Linked DNA regions of Homo sapiens: regions 1, 2 and 4 are each linked to region 3. A link is an interaction called in ENCODE POLR2A ChIA-PET data of the cell type or tissue named here. Cell type or tissue: A673. All regions are shown on one strand. Links, peaks and the distances in the headings refer to the core of each region. The heading gives the core; the rest is flanking DNA. Region 1 overlaps WASF1 (WASP family member 1). Region 2 has its middle 67 kb from the start of GPR6. Region 3 overlaps METTL24 (methyltransferase like 24). Region 4 overlaps CDC40 (cell division cycle 40).

Evidence for each region. ChIA-PET counts read pairs that join two places held together with the same protein. Peaks named below come from ENCODE experiments on the same cell type or tissue, not always from the same donor. Only the 100,000 strongest peaks of a DNase experiment are listed, where the experiment ranks them.
Region 1: POLR2A ChIA-PET joins it to region 3 with 8 read pairs; 4 of 35 experiments call an interaction of 5 or more read pairs at or near these places.
Region 2: POLR2A ChIA-PET joins it to region 3 with 5 read pairs; 2 of 35 experiments call an interaction of 5 or more read pairs at or near these places.
Region 4: POLR2A ChIA-PET joins it to region 3 with 5 read pairs; 3 of 35 experiments call an interaction of 5 or more read pairs at or near these places.

What each region holds. Positions count from the first base shown.
Region 1 is chr6:110,134,011-110,139,888 of GRCh38, forward strand. The region is part of intron 3 of WASF1 (WASP family member 1); the gene reads right to left. Among named protein-coding and RNA genes, the nearest start is that of WASF1, 43 kb to the right of the region's middle. In A673, for the core only: no CTCF peak of the experiment used is centred there; no DNase peak of the experiment used is centred there.
Region 2 is chr6:110,042,008-110,047,885 of GRCh38, forward strand. No RefSeq gene overlaps it. Among named protein-coding and RNA genes, the nearest start is that of GPR6, 67 kb to the left of the region's middle. RefSeq lists an enhancer at 1,699-1,798. In A673, for the core only: no CTCF peak of the experiment used is centred there; no DNase peak of the experiment used is centred there.
Region 3 is chr6:110,292,319-110,298,196 of GRCh38, forward strand. The region is part of intron 4 of METTL24 (methyltransferase like 24); the gene reads right to left. Among named protein-coding and RNA genes, the nearest start is that of METTL24, 63 kb to the right of the region's middle. In A673, for the core only: no CTCF peak of the experiment used is centred there; DNase peaks (open chromatin) are centred at 3,383, 3,533 and 4,133; H3K4me3 peaks cover 1,522 bases; H3K27ac peaks cover 4,000 bases.
Region 4 is chr6:110,197,931-110,203,808 of GRCh38, forward strand. It overlaps CDC40 (cell division cycle 40), which reads left to right. Exons shown (of 15, transcript NM_015891.3): 3 at 3,628-3,757. Among named protein-coding and RNA genes, the nearest start is that of CDC40, 20 kb to the left of the region's middle. In A673, for the core only: no CTCF peak of the experiment used is centred there; no DNase peak of the experiment used is centred there.

The DNA.
Region 1 (5,878 bases), core at 625-4,624, 160 kb before region 3:
TCTCGCTCTGTTGCCCAAGGTGGAGAGCAGTGGCATGATCTAAGCTCACTGCAACCTCCACCACGCCCAGCTAATTTTGTATTTTTAGTAGAGATGGGGTTTCACTATGTTGGTCAGGCTGGGTCTCGAACTCCTGACTTCAGGTGATCCACCCACCTCAGCCTCCCGAAGTGCTGGGATTACAGGTGTATGCCACCATGCTTGGCCTTGGGTTGATCTTTTTATAAGGTGAGAGATGAGGATCCAGTTTCATTCTTCTACATGTGGCTTGCCGATTATCGCAGCAATATTTGTTGAACAGAGTGTCCTTTCCCCACTTTATGTTTTCATTTGTTTTGTTGAACATCAATTGGCTGTAAGTATCTGACTTTATTTCTGGGTTCTCTATTCTGTTCCATTGTTCTATGTGCCCTTTTTTTTTTTCTTTTTTGGAGATGGAGTTTCGCTCTTGTTGCCCAGACTGGAGTGCGGTGGCACGATCTCAGCTCACTGCAACCTCTGCCTCCTGGGTTCAAGTGATTCTCCTGCCTCAGCCTCCTGAGTAGCTAGGATTACAGGTGCCCACCACCACGCCTGGCTAATTTTTTTTATTTTTAGTAGAGACAGGGTTTCACTATGTTGTTCAGGCTGGTCTCAAACTCCTGACCTCAGGTGATCTGCCTGCCTCGGCCTCCCAAAGTGCAGGGATTACAGGTGTGAGCCACCGCACCCGGCCTATGTGCCTATTTTTATACCAGTACCATGTTGTTTTGGTTAGTATGCCCTTATAGTATAGTTTGAAGTCAGGTAATGTGATGTCTCCAGATTTGTTCTTTTTGCTTAGTCTTGCTTTAGCTATGCAGGCCCTTTTTTGGTTCCATATGAATTTTGGGAGTTTTTTTTCTAGTTCTGTGAAGAATGACAGTGGTATTTTGATGGAAATTGCATTTTGTAGATTGCTTTTGGCAGTATGGTCATTTTCACAATACTGATTCTACCCACCCATGAGCATGTGATGTGTTTCCATTTTGTTTGTGTTTTCTATAATTTCTTTCAGCAGTGTTTTGTAGTTTTCCTTGTAGAGGTCTTCCACCTCCTTGGTTAGGTATATTTCTAAGTATTTTATTTTATTTGTTGCAGCTATTATAAAAGGGTTTGAGTTCTGGATTTGATTCTCAGCTTGGTCACTATTGGTGTATAGCAGTGCTACTTATTTGTGTATATTAATTTTGTATCCTGAAACTTTACTGAATTCATTTATCAGTTCTAGCTTTTTGGATGAGTCTTCAGGGTTTTCTAGGTATATGATCATTTCATTGGTGAACAGCGACAGTATGACTTCCTCTTTACTGATCTGGATGCCCTTTCTTTTTCGTTGGATTGCTCTGGCTAGGACTAACAAAGTTCCTATTACTACCTGCCCAAGATTTTAAAAAAATCATGCTATCAAATGTTTTTCCTACATTTATCATCATGTTACTCTTACTCTGTTAGTGTGGTGAATTATATTGACTGTGGGGTTTTTTTGTTGGTAAACAACCCTGCACCCTTGGAATTAATCTAATTGTATGAGATGTATGTGGTAGGGAGAATAATGGTCTCCTAAAGCTACCCATGATCTTATTCTCCTGAATCTATGAATATGTTACATTATATGGCAAAGGGCTTAGAATTAAGGTAGTCAATGGAGTTAAGATTTCTAATCAGCTGACCTCAAAATAGGAAGATTATCTTTTTTTTTTTTTTTTTTTTTTTTTACCAATTACTGGATTTAGTTTGGGTTTGTCATTACTTTTTGGCCTTTTGGCTAAGATCAAGTGTAGTTTTGGTTTGTTAATATAATTAGTTTTTTGCATTTACATCCATGAGAGAAAACAGTCCATTATCTTTTTTTTTTTTTTTTTTTTTTTTTGAGATGGAGTCTCGCTCTGTCGCCCAGGCTAGAGTGCAGTGGCGCAATCTCAACTCACTGCAAGCTCCGCCTCCCGGGTTCATGCCATTCTTCTGCCTCAGCCTCCCGAGTAGCTGGGACTACAGGCACCTGCCACCATGCCCAGCTAATTTTTTTGTATTTTTAGTAGAGACGGGGCTTCACTGTGTTAGCCAGGATGGTCTCGATCTCCTGACCTCGTGATCTGCCCGCCTCAGCCTCCCAAAGTGCTGGGACTACAGGCATGAGCCACTGCGCCCAGCCAAAATGGTCCGTTATCTTAATGTAATGTCCTTGAAAAGTTTTTTGTTTTTGTATTAATTTCTAGAATAAGGACATTGTGGTCAGAAAATACACTTTGTATCACTTCATCCTTTTAAAATGTATTTACACTTTATTGTCCAAAATAGTCAATTTTTGTAAACATTCCAGGGATACTGAAAAAGAATATACATTTTGTTATTGGTGGTTGCAGTGGTCTACGTATGTCCATTAGTTACATCTGCTAATGTACCTACATCTTCTATAGCTTTACTGAGTTTTGTCTACTGGTCTATCAGAGAGACATGTTAAGACTGCCCACTAAGACTATACAGTTGTTAAATTCTCCATATGATTTATATATTTCAAGACTATGTTATTAGGTATATTTACCATTATTAAGTTTCCTCTATCTCTAATAATATGGTTTTTGCTTAAAAGTCTAATTTTTGTAGCCGTACCAGCTCTTTTGGTTGTGTTTGCATGATAGAGCTTTTCCTTTCAACCTTCTCCTATCTTTGTTTTAAACATGTCTCTTCACAGAATACAGTTAGCTGCTGCCTTTTGCTTTATTTTTCTTTAACTTAGTTTGTTAATATCTGACTACTTTTATTGGTATAATGCTAACGTTCTTTCTGCCCAAGATATTCTACTTGCCCTACTCCTACTTGTTCTTCAAATTTTAGCTCCAATGATAACATTCCCTGATCCCCCAGTCTCAATGAGATGTGGTCCTCCTGTTAAAATTTTCTCACATCAACCTCTAATTTTTCCTTATGACACTTGTCTCAGTTTGTAATTATGTATCTTCATGATTGATTTCTGTCTCCTTTATTAGTCATAAAGCAGGTTTCATGTGTTTTACAGTATCCTTGGTGCCTGGTACATGCTTGGCACATAAGAAATGTTAAATATGTATCTGCTGAATAACTCAAAATTTCTTAATTCCAGTTCATATCTCTCTCCTAAAGCTGCAGCTATGCATATGCAACTGACTTCTAGAAATTTTTACTTGGAGGTTCCATAAAACCTATTAAATTCAAAACATTCAAAACTGAATTCCTTATATTTTCCCCTTCAAATCTAGGCATCATCTTCAATTCTGCCATACCACTGCAATCTCTTCTCTATATCCAATAGAGGATCAAGCCTTATTAATTCTAAATTAACATCTCTCATATTCTGATAATCCTTTTCTATTCTAACTGCTACTACTTTAATTCAAACCATAGTCCTCTCTCACTTGGTTAGACTTATGAAAACAGGTAATTCAAAATCTAAGCTGTTGGACTCTATTTTGCGCCTTAAAGGAATGTGATTATGGGACCTCAGTCACGTGACAGGCAGCTGTAACTTATGCAGCTGTAACCTTTGTTTCTCTGATTATATACTGGCCTCCTTCCTTACCTACACTGTTTTATAAAATGTTGCACATGACGAAAGGACCCCAGGGAAGACCTCTTCCTTCTTCACTGCTGATTTTCATTATGGATTAACTTCCCTCTGACCTTTCTCACACAAAGACTTTGTGGCTATCACACTGTCATAAGATGGAATGTTAAGCATACTCTTTAAAATCAGAAAGGAAATTAAAAAACATCTGTAAAGGAAAGAAAAGCCAGGTGGAAAAGAAAATAAACTGTAACTAATTACTGTAACTCATAAACCAGACTTCTATTAAAAAGAAGTTGCAATCCTATTAAATTTCTGTTTTCCTCCTATGTAAGTATCACAGGGTCCTTAGGGTGTGTCACTTTTCCAGCTGGAAACCTCTGTGGCCAGTGGCACCTGTGCCAGAGTTTTGCTCAGGGCCACTGGGCTTGTTCCGCTCACTCAGCCTGGCAGGCTGCGCAGCTCATACTACCAGCCTGGATCCCACACCTGCCAAGGGTGAGCCAGGCACGGAGTGGCAAGGGGTGTGTAAGCAAGCACAGGGTCTGGCCACTGTGCATAGCCAAGCATGCTGGCTGCAGTGGGGCAGGGAGCTCCAGGTGCTGGCACAGGTGTTGGCTCCCTGAGAGGCTGCGGCTGGACTAGGTATACCACAAGTGGCTTCCACCACAGGAACCAGGGAACACTGTGGTGCCCAGAAGCTTGTAGACACCAGGAACTGCAGAGCCCCAAAGAGAGTGTCACAGCAATGGCTTAGGAAGCTCCTAGGTCTGGGATCTCCAAAGGCCACAGCTATTTTCACCTTCTCTCTTCTCTTCTTCTCATTGCCTGCAATGTGGCAAGTGAGGATCATGTTTCAGCTCTGTGTTATAGCTCTTCCAGTCCTGCCATTCAGCAGGTCCCGAGTTCTTGTCCCACGTCTGGGAAGAATGAAGCATGTGAAGAGGAGCATCACTGAGCGACAGAACAGCTCTCAGGACACCGGAAGCGGGTAGTCCCTTTTCACAGGCAGATCATCCCAATGAGTGTCCAGCTCTCAGCAGAGAAGAGACCAGGAGTGGGTAGCTCTTCTCCATAGGGAGGTTGTCCCAATGAGTTGAGGAGACCCAAAGTGGGTAGCTCCTTCCTGCAGCTAGTAGTCCCAATGTCTGTGTGAATCTGGCTGAGTCTGAAGTTTTTATGGGCTCAGAAGGGAGGAAGAGCATGCTGATTGGTCCATAGGCGGCCATGGGTGGGCTTGGAAAAGACACCATAAGTTCTCACTGTGGTCCACAGAACTGAGAGCCCAGCCCCCAGGCTACAGGCCTTCCCTGGCTTAAAGATGGGGTTTCACTTGGGACCCACCCTTTTCCACTCAGGAGCCTGTCTGCCTCCTGTCACCATCAACATGCTGTCCATGGCACCCAGGCTGTTCATGCTGAGAGATGCCTTCAGGCCTGAGCCGAGCTTCCCTCAGCCTCACTTCCATTTTCCTCCCATGCTCATAGGCACCCAAAGTCTGGAGGGGGTCAAGGTGGCAGGGGTTGGTGTGTCAGTACTGCCTTGAGCACACACACACCTGGCCAGCTTGTGACACCACCCGGGCTTAGCCACAACTTTGCTCTGCCCTGGAACAGGTGCCGGGATCGGGGAGAGACCAGGGAGTGGGAGCAGGCACTTCCAAGCCTGTGGGGGCAAAGAGATTTCCCAGGCCCCCAAGAGCACGGGGATGGCCAGGACCACAGCCCGTGGCTGGGTGGCTGCAGTTGTGCCCAGTAGCACAGGGCTCCCACCCCACCAACTTGGTAGAGCGCAGGGCTCCCACCTGTTCCCAGCCCTGACCGCTCCTCCCCCGTTGCAGCCAGCATCTTTGCAGCAGCTGCTACATACGGGCTGCTGCCGCCATCATAAGCAAAACCTTAACTTTTAACTTCAGAGCACTGACCCCATTTCTCTGAAGTCTGCATCTCCTGAATGGCTATTCCCAGCTTTTTGCTTGAATAAACTCTTTAAACTGGATTCTGATTCTTTCAATTATCTTAGGTTGACAGACTAGACTTTCTTCCTCCAGTCTTATATTTTCTCCTTGTCATTCCATCTACACCACCACTCCCACCAATTCAATCCATCCCACACCACTGCTTTAAGAATAGAGCAGATCCCCTCCAATCCATGGAGGATACATTCCAAGACCTCCAGTGGATGCCTGAAACCACAAATAGTACTGAGCCTATATATACTATGTTTTTTCCTATTCATACCTGTAACATTTAACTTATAAATTAGACACAGTAAGAGGATAACCCAATAACTAATAATAGAAAATTATAATAATAT
Region 2 (5,878 bases), core at 931-4,930, 250 kb before region 3:
GAGTGTGGGGGACTGAATGGTCGGTGTCATTACTGCTACCACTTGGGATCGCCTGGACCCTGGGCAGTCCGAGAACATGGTCACTTTGGTACCAACCCTGAACCACATCACTTCCTTTCTTCCCCAGCAGGGCTTCTAGGAACAGAAGACTTTGTTCTCCGAGAGATTCCAGATTAGATTCCAGGTTTTTTTTTTAACTTTATGTATACACATTTAATTAGAATAGGCATAAACCAAAAAGAAGAAAAAAATCAGGATAAAGGGTCACTATCATTTTGTTTGCAAGGAGGAGTCAGAAAATGGAACAAATTACCAGAAAAATATTCTAAGGCCATCCTGAAGTAGCTAGGTTACATAATCTTGAGTCAAATGCCAAAATTAAGTATTATACCACTTAATCCAAATGAACAAAAGGGGAGTCAAAAGTTTATCCTGTTTAGGGTAATAATTTTTACATAGAATATATAGTGATTTGTTTCTCACAAAGTGGTACTGGTCCATGAAGCAACTGAAATGTCCCTCTGACACTCTGTCACCTCCATCTCCCCCGATTTTTGTTCCCCCTCACTTCTGACACCAGGACCTTCTTGCTACTCACAGACTGCTTAGGGCCCCTCACCCTGAAGGAAAAACAGGAGGGAGTGAGAGGACAGAGCCCTGGACCCTCCCACATTCTCCCCCTAACCCTGTACAAGGCTGGTCCCCTTCTTGATATTCCCAGACACCAAGTCTGTGGAATTAGCTAGTGAACAAATTCTCACTGTGGTGTGGTCATCACAGCGTAGTGTGTGACCCCTTCCAAGGGCAGCTGCCGTATCGTGGGGCCTTGAGGCACGGGAATAGGAATTGAAGGTAACCAAGGGTTAAGGCTTAAGCAAAAGAACAACAGGTACAGATAGTTCTAGGCAGGATTAGGTAGCATACAGCCCACATCGTGGCTCCTCTGATAACAAGACAGAGGTCTCCGCTTCAGCCTCTGATTGGTCTCAGGCCAATCCTTCATAGGGAATAACCAATTGGAGGCCTCCAAAGGGCACCTAGGGGTGTTACCAAATTCTTTTAGCCTAATAAAAACCCTAAATCAGGGGGCTCTTGAGCTGCTTGCTCGAGCCTGCTCCCACTCTGTGGAACGTACTTTCACTTCAATAAATCTGTGTTTTCGTTGCTTAGTTCTTTTGTTGCTTTGTCTTTTGTTGTTTCATTCTTTTGTTGCTTTGTTTGTGTGTTGGGTTCAACACACCAAGAACCTGCACAACTCACAGTCAAGACCTTCCATCTGGTAACAGCCTGTGCTTTAAGCCAAAGACAATAATTATAGAAAGTTATCCAGGAAGGGACTTTTACAGACCAACTGGCCTGAACCTGCACCTCCAATGGCAAATCTGTAGCCCCACAAAAAATGCAAAAATGAAAACTAAGCCCCCAAACAGAATGTCTCCTTTTCACCCCCTGACCCCTAGTTTCTCTATAAACCAGACTGTTCATGATGGCCTACATTTTTGGCTTGGCAGAGACAAGCAAAAAAAAAAAAAAAAAAAAAAAAACCACCTTCTGTCTCATTGCCTTCTCAGTGCCCTCAAACATTGCCAGGCATGTCCTATTATTACCTCTACATCTGATAACTAATTTCCTGACACGTGGAGCTCTCCCAAGAAGCCATTCCCACGACCAGAGGCTTCAAACCGGGCTGCTGTAACCCTAGTCCACACAGGACATTAGGCCAGCACCCCCGCCCCAGCTCCCCTTCTCCCCCACACACTTCCTTTGGGCCATAAGAGAAACCAAGTGTGCCTTGCTTCTCCCTGGGGCAGAAATCACCAGACTGAGGAAACAGCCACTTCCGTTTTTTTGTTGTTGTTTTTGTTTTGTTTTGTTGTTTTGAGACAGAGCCTGGCTCTGTCACCCAGGCTGGAGTGCAGTGGCACGATCTTAGCTCACTGCAACCTCCACCTCCCAGGTTCAAGTGATTCTCCTACCTCAGCCTCCCGAGTAGCTGGGATTACAGCTAATTTTTTTTTTTTTTTTTTTTCAGTAGAGACGGGGTTTCACCATGTTGGCCAGGATGGTCTCGATCTCCTGACCTCTTGATCCCCCCAACTCGGCCTCCCAAAGTGCTGGGATTACAGGTGCGAGCCACCATGCCTGAGCTGTTTTGATGCCAGGAAATCGAGGGCCTGAGTTTCCTGTATCTCAGCAAAGTAGGTGGGGATTGAAAGGCCTTCCCTGCCCTGCTGCCCAAGCTGAGCTGAGAGCTTTCCTGGTGCCCGGGCAGGGGCGGGGCAGGCATGCACAGGCCTGTCCATGCCCACATGTGTCTCCAGCACAGATGTTAACCACAGAGTATGACAGGAAGACCCCACTTCACTTCTGCAGACCCAGTAGCAAGCAGAGAAGGATTAACCCTGAAGCGAATGAAGCTTTAGTACCTCACTTCAAGGATCTGGGAAGGGCCCCAGCAATGTGTTCCTATGTCATGTGTCTTTGTAAACTGTATAGATTTAAGCTATCTTAACCTCAGCCAGTGAAGACTCTTTCCCTCCTGGTGTCCCCTCCATCACACAGCGCCTTTTGTAGAGTGACAGAGGATGTTCTGAGCATCTGGTTAAGGGGAATTAAATACAGGAAACATTTAATTGGGATTTCTTGGGATATTTTATATGGTCCACAGTTACTTCTATGTGTTAAGTAATTGCTAGCTGTTGTGAGGAATGGCTTCAGGAAGTCTCACCGCCTTCTTGCCCCAGAGGTGCAAGGCCAGGGGCTGTGCAGCAACAGTGAGGGAGAGGCAGAATTTGGAATGGATGGAGCCAGAAGCGAGTCTGTGGAATATTCATCCAGTTCTCACAGCTCACATGAGAAACCTGACACTAGGCTTCAAACATTTGACAACAAATCTGAAAATGTACATAACACTGCCAATAAACAGCAGGAAGAAACTTTGGTAAAATAGAATAAAGAAATGTTTTCCACCATGTTTGAGGAAAAGTGAATTATCTTTCTCTTCTCTCCGTAAAAAAAAAAAAGGAATCACAAAGTTGTCATGTGAAGAGGCGATTGAAGAGTATGGAAGAAAAAAAAAAGATGGGGAATGAATGAAGGGAATAAAGTGTTAATATAGTGTTATAAGGGTGTTTCAAAGAGTTAATTAATAAAAATAGTATGTTGTTTGAATTTGATATTTGTGGAATTTCTGATTCATTGTGACTTCTTTTCTCATTCTAAATAAATGCTTTTATACCTAGAATTTTAATGTGTATTTTTGTTTTAAGAAAGCCTCCAAAATTATATAAGCTTCAGGCCCCACAAAACTTGGATGCAGCATGGCAGGAAGTCACTAAGGTAACAATTTAGACCCATCAGAAAGAAGTCAACCATGTAACTAACAACAGCAATGGCATTCTGCCTTCTGCAATCCCAGAGAGCTTTTATATATAAGAAAGGCAATTTAGCACTGACAAGCGCTGGGTTCATAAGTAATAGAACCTTTCATTTCCTTTAACACGGTTAAAGGAAACATTCTCACTTGCAGATGAATAATGCACACTAATTTCTGCAATTTGGTAGTTCGGACCTCAAAAGGAAGGAGAGATCCAATGTCAAGCGAACTTTGTCATTGTTTCTGGTAAGGTGGGGCTGGGGGGTCTCTGGTGGTCATGGGGAATCCTGTCCCACTGCAGGGATATATGGGAGGACAGAAACTTCCCCTGACCTCAATTAGAGGAGGGGAAGACTCATATCTCCGGAACAAATCTCTCCACCGGCTCACCCAAGCCTCAGGAAAGGTATGAATGGTTTTAATTTTGAGTCTGCTTTGGCAGCCATTTTTCCTTGACTTTCATTTTCTTCCTTTCTTTTCAAATTATTTTATATTTGGGGAAATGAGGCATCAACCAAAAAAATCAAGTCAACAACATGCTTGTGTCTATTAGGAGGACAGCTGGGAGCATGCACTGGTGGTGGCTGAGGCTGGGATTTTGACAGGGTTCTCCCGGTTCCCATTGTGCCTCCTGAGCCACGACAAGGTCCCCAAGGAAGGCTGAACATGACAAATGTCTCACCCTGCCCTCTGTTTATTTCTTTAAATGTTCACTACATTATTTAGTAACTACTCTTAAAAATTATTGGAAGATTCAGACTTCAAACTATACTACAAGGCTACAGTAACCAAAACAGCATGGTACTGGTACCAAAATAGAGATATAGACCAATGGAACAGAATAGAGCCCTCAGAAATAATGCCGCATATCTACAACCATCTGATCTTCGACAAACCTGACAAAAACAAGAAATGGGGAAACGATTCCCTATTTAATAAATGGTGCTGGGAAAACTGGCTAGCCATATGTAGAAAGCTGAAACTGGATCCCTTCCTTACACCTTATACAAAAATTAATTCAAGATGGATTAAAGACTTAAAGGTTAGACCTAAAACCATAAAAACCCTAGAAGAAAACCTAGGCAATACCATTCAGGACATAGGCATGGGCAAGGACTTCATGTCTAAAACACCAAAAGCAATGGCAACAAAAGCCAAAATTGACAAATGGGATCTAATGAAACCAAAGAGCTTCTGCATAGCAAAAGAAACTACCATCAGAGCGAACAGGCAACCTACAGAGTGAGAGAAAATTTTTGCAATCTACTCATCTGACAAAGGGCTAATATCCAGAATCGACAATGAACTCAAACAAATTTACAAGATAAAAACAAATAACCCCATCACAAAGTGGACAAAGGATATGAACAGACACTTCTCAAAAGAAGACATTTATGCAGCCAAAAGACACATGAAAAAATGCTCATCATCACTGGCCATCAGAGAAATGCAAATCAAAACCACAGTGAGATACCATCTCACACCAGTTAGAATACTGATCATTAAAAAGTCAGGAAACAACAGGTGCTGGAGAGGATGTGGAGAAATAGGAACACTTTTACACTGTTGGTGGGAGTGTAAACTAGTCTAACCATTGTGGAAGTCGGTGTGGCAATTCCTCAGGGATCTTGAACTAGAAATACCATTTGACCCAGCAATCCCATTACTGGGCATATACCCAAAGGATTATAAATCATGCTGCTATAAAGACACATGTACACGTATGTTTATAGCGGCACTATTCACAATAGCAAAGACTTGGAACCAACCCAAATGTCCAACAATGATACACTGAATTAAGAAAATGTGGCACATATAGACCATGGAATACTATGCAGCCATAAAAAATGATGAGCTCATGTCCTTTGTAGGGACATGGATGAAGCTGGAAACCATCATTCTCAGCAAACTATTGCAAGGACAAAAAACCAAACACCACATGTTCTCACCCATAGGTGGGAATTGAACAATGAGAACACATGGACACAGGAAGGGGAGCATCACACACTGGGCCCTGTTGTGAGGTGGGGGGAGTGGGGAGGGATAGCATTAGGAGATATACCTAATGTTAAATGACAAGTTAATGGGTGCAGCACACCAACATGGCACATGTATACATATATAACTAACCTGCATGTTGTGCACATGTACCCTAAAACTTATAGTAAAAAAAAATATATTGGAAGAAAGAAATACATGTTTATGCCTTTAAAAATCCCCTGTCTCTTCTGGTAGCAAGGCCTTGGAGCCCAGGTCCAGATGATAGTGAAAGGTACAAGAGTAGCTGCAGCTGGTACACCCAGGATTCTCCACATGAGGCCACCAGGGCACCTTTTCCAAAATCACCTGGGGCTTTTTAAGATGCAGATTTCCAGGGTCTCCCCTCTGAATTTTACCAAAGTGCCCAGATGCCATCCTTACCCTGAAATTCTGAGGTCTAACCCTGTGCCCAGAGGAGCCAAGAGCAAGTCCCTTGGACTAGAAGTATCCTTTTGTGGAGTA
Region 3 (5,878 bases), core at 1,184-5,183:
AGGCTGTAGCAATTTATATTCCTGCGACTTTTTATCTTTGATAATCTGATGAAAACATTGTATCTAACTATAGTTTTATTTGTCTTTCTCTTAATATGTCCAAGTTTTAATATTTTTTCATATAAGCCATCTGAATCTCCTTTTCTGTGAACTGTTTTTCATCAACTATTTCTTCATCCAATTTTCTATCAAGTTGTGGATCTTTTTTTTAATGATTTGTTGAAGCCCTTCTATACCGGTGAAATTAACTCTCTACTTATAAAATGAATTGTCAGTATTTTCGCAGTTTGTTATTTGTCTTTTAATTTTGTTTTTGGTAGTTTTACCATGTGGAAATTTTGTATGTAATCAAGTTAATTATTCTTTTCTTTTGTGACTTCCTAACTCCAGAATTTTTTTTTAAATCCCCATAGTTTTCTTTCTAATATTTTTATGGTCTTTAAAAAAACTTTATTGGTTTAAATTTTTTGGTAAAAGGCATCAAATAAAGCTGAAAAAACATTTTTAAAATAAATATCCATAATTTTACTGACACATCCATCTTTTCTCTATGATTTGAGATAGTGCCTTTATCATATATCAACTCTGGAGGTATGTGGATTTATTTCTGGAGTTTTAAAATCTGTCCATTAATCTGTTTATCTGTTCATGCAATAGTACCATTTTTATTATTATAGTTGTATAAGAAGATTTATTATCCCATTGGGTTAGTAAACCACCTTTATTACTCCTTTATCAGAATTTGATTGGTTATTTCTGCTTGTTAATTCAGTATGAACTCTAGAATCAGCTTCTTTAGTTCTGAAAAAAAAATCCTATTGGCAATTTTATTTGGAACATGTTAAATCAGTAGATTAACATAAGAAAGGGTTAATCATTATGATGGTGAGCATTTACATCGAAGCATGTACTATGCCTTTGAATTCGTTCAAGTTTTCCTTTAAGTCTTTGAGTGGCTAAGTTTTCTTCTTGTAGACCTTGCACATGTCTCATTAAGTTTATCTTTAGCTTTATTTTTGTTGCTTTTGTAAATAAACTTTGCTTCCTTTTTATATTCTAACTGGTTTTTATTCACAAAAGTGTAGTTAAAATTTTTTTGTATACTGTACTCAGACAACTCATTAAATTTACTTATTGTTTGATAGTTTTTCATTAGATTATCTTGAGTTTTCTAGTATACCATCATATTGTCTTCAATTAATATGTCCTTCAATAATAATAATATCTGCAAATAATAAAATTTTTACCTCTTTCTTAATTTATACTCCTAAATTTTTTTCTTATTGTATTAGCTGTTATCTTAAGAACTATATTAAATAACAATGGTGATTACACACTGTATGATTCTGTTTATAAACATTCTTAAAAATGACAAAATTATAGAAATAGAAAACAGATTAGTGGTTACCAGGGGTTAGGGAAGGAGGTAAGGGGAAGAAGGTAGGTGTTTTTATAAAAGGGAAACATGATCCTTAAAGTGCCAGAAATGTTCTGTATCTGGAATCTCTGTATCATTTCTTACAAGTGCATGTGAATCTATCTCAAAATGTGCAGTTTTTTTTTAAAGAGCTCTAATCTTTTTTTTTTAATGGTGATGATATAAATCCTTATTTTTCCCCGACTTTAATAAGGATATTTCCACTGTTTCCACATTAATTATGATGTCAGCTCTTGGACTGAGATACACTAAAATAAGAAGCAATTAATTCAACTATATCAGCAAAAACAATACATACAAATGGATTAAACTCACATACACAGATAGATTTATTATGGAAGTACTCATCCATTGCTTTCTATTGCATTTTTTATTTTTTTTATGTTGCAGAGATAAGTGTATGGTGAGAGAGAGTGAGAGAGAGAAAGCAAATGTGGCAAAATATTAACAAATGGTGAATTCCAGTGAAAAATATGTGACGGTTCATTATATTCCAGCAACATTGGCATTTGAAATTTTTTGAAAATAAAAATATGTAAAACTCCAGATAATAATAATGTGGGCACCCAGGTTGAATGGGTAGTTAACTTTTTATGATCCTTATCATGTTTAGAAGGAATATAGAAATACTGGATAATTTTATATATTAAAATTTTATAGTTAATTATATACTTTTTAAATCTAAAGGTAACCATGAAGAATAGAAATATAAGCTTTAGCAAAAAGAGGGGGGAATACTGCAGAAAACCAAAGGCCAAATTTAAGAGAGTAGAAGTTAGTCCCAATATGCCAGTAATCCCAATAAATATAAATATAAAAGCATTAAACACACCTATTTAAAGACATTATCAGGTTGGGTTTAAAAATACAATCCAGGCATATATTGAATGCACTGCTCTTATAAGCTATACATAAACTAAAACTATATCAAAATAATGGAAATAAAAGAATCTAGAATGTTATTTCACATAAATACTTATCAAAGGAGAGCTAGCATGGCAGAACTAACATCAGATAAAACAAAATTTAAGGCAAAAAATATTTCTAGGAATAAAAACTGACACACCATATACACATGGTCAAATTTTCTTCCTGAAAGAGTATATTATTTTCCATTTCCAGCAGCAAAGTGTATTATTCCCAACAAGCATTACAATACAGGGCAGTATCAATCTCTTGTTTATATTTACCAATTTGATAAGTAAAGAGAAAAACAAAAAGTGAGTCTTTAATTGCTTTTCTTTTTTTCTTTCTTTCTTTTTTTTTTTTTTTTTTTTTTTTTTGAGAGAGGGGTCTGGCTCTGTCACCCAAGCTGGAGTACAGTGGAGCAATCATGGCTCACTGCAGCCTCCACCTCCTGGACTCAGTCAATCCTCCTATGTCAGCCTCCCCAGTAGCTGGGACTACAGGCACATGTCACCATGCCCAGCTAATTTTTTAAATCTTATGCCCAGCTAATTTTTTAAATCTTTTGTAGAGATGGGATGTGCTATGTTGCCCCAGCTGTGTAATTTAATTTCAAAGCCCATATTCTCTCAAATGTAATCATAGTGACCACACAACAAAACTGATGTTCTGGAATCAATGGCGAGCTCCCAGCCAAGGGAGGCAGAAACTGGTAGTCCTGTGAGGGTTCAAGTGGACACTGAGCCTTGGCCTGGGTGGTGACAAGGGCAGGTGAAGGAAGACACAGTTCCCTGAGCTGACAGGCAGGGAGGCCAGCTCCCCCAGGGCGTCTGACCAGAGGGCCCCAGCCCCAAGGTCTACATCTGTTCTGTGTGGCATGAATCTCAATTAATTCTCAGCAGTTTATTTAATTTCTATACAGCACAGTATTTACTTTCTATACAATCACCCACAAGGCTGTTCAGCGCCTGGAGGCAGCAAACAATAGTTCTCTACAACCAAGTCTGAAGGACCAATTGCCTTTCAGTTTCACACAAAGCTCTCATTAAAAACTCTTGAGTGGAACTAGGTGGTTAGCAACTTCCAGAGAAATGTCTGATATATTTTCCCCGGGAAAGAAAAGAAAGAAAGAAAGGAAGGAAGGAAGGAAGGAAGGAAGGAAGGAAGGAAGGAAGGAAGGTTCTCTATAAAATGTACTAAAATTGTTAATAAAAACCCTTTGAGTTTACTGAAAACAATTGAGTGACTAATTCACACCAGGCATTCTGCTGGAGACTTTCACACTATGTTCTCAGACCTACTTCTCAAAAAAAACCCACAATTTAGAAAGTATCATTGTCCTCATTTAACTGACAATCAAATTGAGTGCCAGAGAGGTTAAATGACTCGCCCAACGCCAAAAGCCAATAAGAGGACCATGCTTCAAACCTAGATTAATGAGCTTACATAGAGAAACCCTCAGGCAGCTCTGTTATTCAGAGTTATCAGCAGCATGGTTAAGACCAAAAATAATAGCTATAATTCCTCATTAACTAGCTCGGATCATTGAGGATACTCTGAATGTAACAAAGTCTAAAGTAAGAAAGACTTTAGAAAAAAACTATACATTATGATTAATATGAGCAGAAACTTCAGATTCAATATTTCTAGTTGCATTCTGAAAAAACTGTATGCTTAGTTAACAATAACCACTTCTGCAAAGAGTAGACAGTTAATCATTTCACATAATGCTGGATCCAAGTGATATTACTCCCTGACAGACTGGGCTTCTAATCCACATGGTTTTGCTGATGCAGCTGCTCTAGCCTGATGCTTTAGAACAGGCTTTTGATTTATAGTTTGAGGTTAAAATTACCAAAGAGTTTTAAAAGCAGTACAAAAGCCATTTGCATCTTTCTGTCACTATCTCAGAATACTGCTTTCATTTTTGCCCATATTTTTTCTTGAGTGGCTGGAATCTACGTATGGATATACAGAATAGGAAAACTAACAGCGGAATAGGGAAATTACTACAAAACTATATGAGATATTTTAAAGTTCTGAAATAAAACAGCTAAAAACGCTTTGGTTTCTACACTCACTTTCAGAATAAATGAGTGAAGGTGTGAAGGCAGAAACGCTGACATTTGTTAGCGTGTTTTTTACTATTTGCTTCCCCTGCCGCAGCCACATCCTATTTACCACTGTCTGTACATACAGAAAAATGAAAACAGATCGTGCTTGCTACACGACACAAACAAGGTTTCCATTTATCTAGCCCCGCATAGCTCCTAGAAGCATTTTCCTAAGGAAAGCAATCACTCGCTGACGGGTTTAGTTTTGTTGTTTTTGTTTTAAAGCATTCACCAAAAAAAAATCTCTATGGAAGAATATCAATATCTTTTAAATTCTTCAACAAGGAATTAAAACAAAAAAGGAGCAAATGCATTCCTGGCAATTCTGTGCCAGATCACTTTCATTGTAAATATTTTTTTAAAAAATAAGTAACCTTAGAAACATAAGCATTTCTCCTTTCTAGGCATCATTGTAAATATTTCTGCTATCTCAGGAGCAGCATTGCAAAAGGTCTCATGCTTTATCCTTAGCATAAAAGTTGGCCCACTGCAGCTCCCATGGAGCTAAACAAACACAATTCAGGTACATACCTTGTTATCTAAAATTAGATAAATTATATCCGCAGATCACTTTTTCAAAGTCTTATTTTATCCTCACCTTTACCAAATCTTTTGCTACAGTATTATTGGGGAAAAAAATAAGCAAAATGGCATTGAGTTTCTCTTTTTCTCCTACTCAGTCTTTTCTTTGAAGAGTGGTGCTGGAGAGGGCTAGGATGTAAAGAGCATAAAGCAGGAACAGCAAGACTCCTAACTGAACACAAAGAATAAGTAGTTAACTCTTTGAATAATCTAAAGTTGACATATTAGAGAATTAGGCCTGTAATTCTCAGCTGTAAAAAACAGATCTACAAAGGTAACGAGTGGCAAAAAAGAAAAAAACAAAACCCTAAATAAAGTTCTGAAAAATGCTTCTGCTTCTTCCCACACATATGAAAAACATTAACAGCATGTAAAAAGGAGTTCTCTTCTGAGATTTTACCCAAAAATCCTATATGTGTCTCACTAAGGCTCCTGACTATTAAATGCCACCAGTTACCCTTGGTGGCAAAGCAAAATACAAATTAATAGTTAATTGCGTGTTAAAAGAACAGCAAATTCTTTGAAGTTGTTCTTGAAGAAGCATGGGCTATCTAAAGGTTGTTTAAAGGATGAAGAGGAGGAGGAGGAAGAAGAAGAGGGGGAGGAGGGACAAGGAAGAGGAAGATGAAGAAAGGAGGCAGAGAAAAGGGAGGAAGAGGGGAGGAGGAGGAGGAACGGCAATGCAGGGAAAAGCTTCTTACTGAAAATCAAGAAGCCAACTCAAGTTTAAAATTGAGTCTCAGGCACACTGTTTCTCAAACAGAAACACCCATTCTGACCTGTTCTAAATCACATGGCATCTCTGGCTGGGAACACAGGCCAAAATAGCCAAACCCAA
Region 4 (5,878 bases), core at 829-4,828, 95 kb before region 3:
TCATATGGTAGTTCTATTTTTAATTTTTTGAGGAGCCTCCATACCATTTTCCATAGTGGCTGCACTAATTTCCATTCCCACCAACAGTATACAAGTATTCTCTTTTCTCCAGAACATCCTTGCCAACACTTGTTACCCTTTATCGTTTTTATAATAGCTACTCTGACAGGTTTGAGATGATATTGTGATTTTAATTTGCATTTCTCTGGTGATTAGTAATGTTGAGTACTTTCTCAAATACCTGTTGACTTTTTTTTTTTTTTTTTGAGAGGAGTCTCGCTCTGTCACCCAGGCTGAAGTGCAGTGGTGTGATCTCAGCTCACTACAACCTCCGTCTCCTGAGTTCAAGCGATTGTCCCACCTCAGACTCCTGAGTAGGTGTCTACAGGCACACACCACCATGCCTAGCTAATTTTTTGTATTTTTCATAGAGATAGGGTTTCACAATGTTGGCTAGGCTGGTCTTGAACCCCTGACCTCAAGTGATCCACCTGCCTTGACCTCCCAAAGTGCTGGGATTACAGGCATGAGCCACTGCACCTGGCCCCTGTTGGCTATTTATATGTCTTTTGAGGAATGCTGAGAAATTCAAGTCCTTTGCCAATTTTTAATTGAGTTATTTATTTTCTTACTGTTGAGTTGAGTTCCTTGTGTATTTTGGATATTAACCCCTTACCAGATGTATGGTTTGCAAACATTTTCTCACTTAAATGTGTATGTTTTATGTAAGGAGATTGCAATTATAATTTACTATATTGTTCTTCATTATTGTTTGAGCTAAAAATTGTTAAATACGCATATGAACTTGAATATATTATACATTCACATTTATGTTATGTATTTACTTATATCTTGTTATAAATCACGTGAACACAAATTTACTCTTAAACTCAGTTAACTACCAAAACTTGAAGTGTTTGGAAATCAAATTTGTGTGTTTTCCATGTGTTCTGTTGTATTTTTTTAATGGTTGTTCCAGAACTAAGCGAGTTGCATATTCACAGGGACCAAGAACAGCTGAGAAACCTATCTTGAGTAATTGGGAAGAGCTGAGTCCTGCTAAGTAGCGTTCGCTGCCTTCCTCTGTTAATATTCAATGTCTTTAAGGTCAGCTCCAATAGCTACCAGTAGATGAATCCTCCTCCCACTGATTCCTTGTATCACTGGAAGATTTTTTTGTTGCCTCAGCTTAAATCTGTGTGAGACATAGGCATATGTAAATTTTTAGATTGCTTTATGTGTAGTAGGCATATGTGAAGTTTTAGATTGCTTTCGGTATAGTACCTTATATTATACATAGCCTTAATATATGGATCTGTCTTTGTATAGAAATCACAGTTCTTTTACACTGATAATTTTTCTTTAAAAAGTGGAGCTAGTGGCGGGGCGCGGTGGCTCATGCCTATAGACATCCCAGCACTTTGGGAGGCAGAGGCGGGCGGATACGAGGTCAGGAGATCGAGACCATCCTGGATAACACAGTGAAACCCCGTCTCTACAAAAAATACAAAAAATTAGCCGGGTGTGGTGGTGGGCACCTGTAGTCCCAGCTACTCGGGAGGCTGAGGCAGGAGAATGGTGTGAACCCGGGAGGCAGAGCTTGCAGCGAGCTGAGATTGCGCCACTGCACTCCAGCCTGGGTGACAGAGGGAGACCCTGTCTCAAAAAAAAAAAAAAAAGTGGAGCTAGTTTGGTATGTATGGCCTGTAGAAAAATTGTTCTTTCTTTTTTAGTAAAATCTGAATTAAATAAGAATATGGAAATTGTAGTCTCCTTTTTTTAAATGGAAAGTTACTTAAAGCACAATGATTGGTCATCTGTTATTTGTGATGTGAGTAACAGTTAAGAACAATGGGGATTTTTATCACTTTAGATTCCCCACCATGCCCCCTCCACCCCACCTCTGACCAGAAATAGCAGATGCTGCTCTGTGGATGATAGCTTCTGTGGATGATAGCTGACCGTAGCGGGTAGAGAATCTAGGAAACTTTTAAATCATTTTGTTATCTGTAATTTTATGGCTGTTCCTGTTTTTGTAATAAATTTCATGACTGAATGAAGTTGACTGCTACTTCTAGCATTCAGCAATCTAGATTTTTTTCCCCGACATTTTTCACCCATCAGGAGGCACAGGAAGGACTAATATGGGCTGCAAAGTCTTGCACTATCCATTATAATTAAGAATATGTACTAATAAAAGCTTTGTATATAAATCAGATATTTTAAAATTGAATCATTTTAAACATATAAATGGAAGCTGTCAATATATAGGAATGTTGTAGCAATTTATTTTCTTCTAAAGCAGAAAAAAATGTAAGGCACAGCTAACATTTAAATTCAGATTTTCATACATAGTATAATGTTGATATCTAGAGAATGCAATGTACTGGTTAAGAGAAGATGAGTAATTTTATTTGTGGCTCTGGAAATGTATCGTAGAAGAGATGGTTTCTAATGGTAATGACCTACAATGTTCTAATGTCAAAATAATTCATCATGACGGTGGGTCTTACAGAGTTCAGATGAAAATATCCTATTATTTTCGCCCTTTCCAAAGTGGGAAGCTCATTTGATTCTTTATTTAAAAACAAACAAAAAAAGAGTTGGATTTTCCCAGTACCTTTTATAATAGTATTAAATTAATAGCACTTGACATAATATATTCTGGTAATTTTTTACTCAATTTTTAAAAGTTAGAGGCTCTGATGGTGCATTTAAGGAACTTTATGATGTAATAGAATGCTTGACTGCTGTTTGTTCTAGCCCTGGTTCTGCCAATTAATAAAACTTTTGATCCTAGGGCAGGTAAAATACATTGCCTTTGGGGGTTTTTTCTTCATTTGCAGCATGAGAAGGAGAATACTTGTTTAACTTGTCAGGATTAAATAGCATTTGGAAAAACATTCTGGAAACTCAAAAGTATTATAAGCAAATAATAATTTGGCACTATTCGGTATAAGAAAAGTAATGTGACTCTTCATAGTGTGACTTCTCAGAGTGGAGATATTTTATTGACATTTGCAATATCTTTTCCTAGGGACTTTTTCAAGCACTTTATTTTTGTTGTCTGTTTTTCTATCCTCCACCCCCAATGGAATTCTGATTAATCTTTCCTTCATTAGTACTTTCTATATGCCAGGCACTGTGGTAAATATTGAGTATTCTGAGTCTCCCACTTTGAGGAACTAGTGGAAAAGAAACATGTAGTTTTTAAAAAAAATTATATGACAGTACCACTGTTGATATAAAAGTCACCCCAAATCCCCGAAATCATGGTTTGGGGAAACTATAGTAACTCTCAATTATCTAGAGCATCACTGTGAAGTAGAACTTCTGCAATAATGTGAATGTAGTAGCTGACAACCACATGGGGCTACTGAGCTCTTGAAATAAATAGCTACATATAGATTTGAGTGAGAGGGGTTCCTCTCCTTCTGTCCCAGGGGCTGACAAATGGTGCTAATCAGCCATTGCCCAGCTGCACTGAACCGTATCAGGCTAATGTGTTCCCAGATAGGTTAATAGGCCCTTTTTTTGTACAGTTATTCCAGTAATTCTAACTTCCATATACTCAGAACTTTTGTGTCTTTCTTATTTTATTTTATTTTTTTTCTTGTAACATTGCAGTTTGGACCAGAAAATCCCTTTAGGACACAGCAAATGGCTGCCCCTAGAAATATGCTTTCTGGATATGCCGAACCAGCTCATATCAATGATTTCATGTTTGAGCAGCAAAGGAGAACTTTTGCAACATATGGTAAGGTGATAAGACTTAAGCAGTTTCAATTTTGGCTTTATTAGAAGTGTGATCTGTGTGTGTTAGTCTGTTTTATCTTCTGGCTTTTAAAATTCACTGGATTCCTTCAGAAAGGATAGTATGCCTTCCTATACATATCCTTAAATATTTATATAAATGGGAAGGTGAACTCATATTTTTAGCTGTCATTGTAAATCCACTGTGATTTCTGAGTACTGGAAATATTCTGTGATCTTAACCAGAATGCTCTTTGTTGTCGTACTAGGTAATGGACATTTGTTATTTTATATCCATTACATGTAGGTTGCTGTTAAAGTTGGCAAATGAAAAGATAGTGTTAAGAGGTTACTTTTTTATCTTATTATAGGCTATTTAACTTTACTCTGTTTCTCAAATCTTATCTTGGAAATGCTTTCTCTTGATCACTGAAGGGTATCAGGAAAGAGAATAGCGAAAAATTCATTATGTAAAATAATTACATCCTACCAGTGGTGGGATTTTAAAAATTTAATGTGCGTGGAAACTGCTTGTATAGAGGATTATCATGTATTAGATCATACTTCACCATGGTAAGATTGTAATAGACTTAGAATGTACCAAATATCACAGCCAAGGCTATATACCACTTAAATCACCCAAAACAGTTCTATGACACTTCCAGTCCAATAAAATGGTTACAAATATGTTATACCCATTGCTTGTATAAGGGGTCCCATGTAAATCTAAAGTAATGTGCAGCACATAAAAATAAACTGTTACATCATGATTTTGTTATATTCTAACCTATAATAAGAGACTTTTAAAGACTTATTGTCTTCGACTTTAGAAGGACCTTAAGCAATAATTTAGTTCTCTTGTTTCCTTTAAAACAAAACAAAAGTCCAAGTAAGTTTATACCGATACCTACTTTTCTTCTTAAATTACCTTATAACAAGAATAAGGATTTAAAACTCTTCAGCTGGCTTTAGACCTGGTTTCAGAAATGGGTTGTGTTTTTTTGTTTGTTTGTTTGTTTGTTTTAAGTATCTGGTGATTTTTGCCTCTCCCACTAGGAAGTGGTGAGGTAGGACACAGGTTGAACTATTGAGTTAAAGACAAAAAATGAATTTGGGGCTATAGTATATTAGGCAGCCTAAAATAAAGGCAGCCTATAGTATATTAGGCAGCCTAAAATAAAATAAAGTGGGAGATTTTTGCCTCTCCCACTAGGAAGTGGAGAGCTAGGACACAGGTTGAACTATTGAGTTAAAGACAAAAAATGAATTTGGGGCTATAGTATATTAGGCAGCCTAAAATAAACGGAATGGCCAGTTACAAAACTAAGAAAATTTTGGTTTGTCTCCTTTATGATAGATCTTAGATAAGGTCGATCTTATTTATTAAGTTCAAGTGAACTTAGTAAGATTTAGGTTTAAACTGAGGTTTAAAGAGACAGTTTATTAAGTTCAAGTAAACTTAATAAGTGAACTTAGTAAATAAGATCAGTCTTGTCTAAGCTTTAACAACTGTCTCTTTAAACCTTAGTTTTAACACTGTCTGTTTTTTCTTTGCCCCCAGGTACTGAGCAAGTATATGACTTCTATTAGTTTGTCCTATAATTTTCTTATAGAAAGTTCTTATCTGACTTCTGATAGTAATTCCTATACCAGATTCCTATCAACTTTTGTTGTTGTTGTTCTTGTTTTTTAATCTTTCCACATGAAATGTAAGGCTGTGAGACCTTTCCGTTACCTTCCCTCATTTGCAAAGTGCAAGGAAGCAAACCTTTCTTATACCTTGTAGTGGTGTTATCTAACAGACATACAGGAGGTGACACATGAATTCAGTTTTACCTCAATCTCATAACCCTGGGCTATCACTGCTGGAATATAATACAAATATTTATTTTAATTTTCTTCCCATTTTTAAAAGTTGTAAGATTGTTATAATCTCAGTGAATTATTTCTGGAAGATTTATATTCTACAATGCAGTTAGTTTATCATAGAGCCCACCTGTAGAGTCCTTATCACTGAAAATAGTCTCATTTACTGTGTCATCCCGTTTACTTACTCTACAGTTTTGCTTTTAGCTTGCATTTATGGTATTTCTCCTGACTTCTCAGCCCCTCAGTGGTTGTGTGA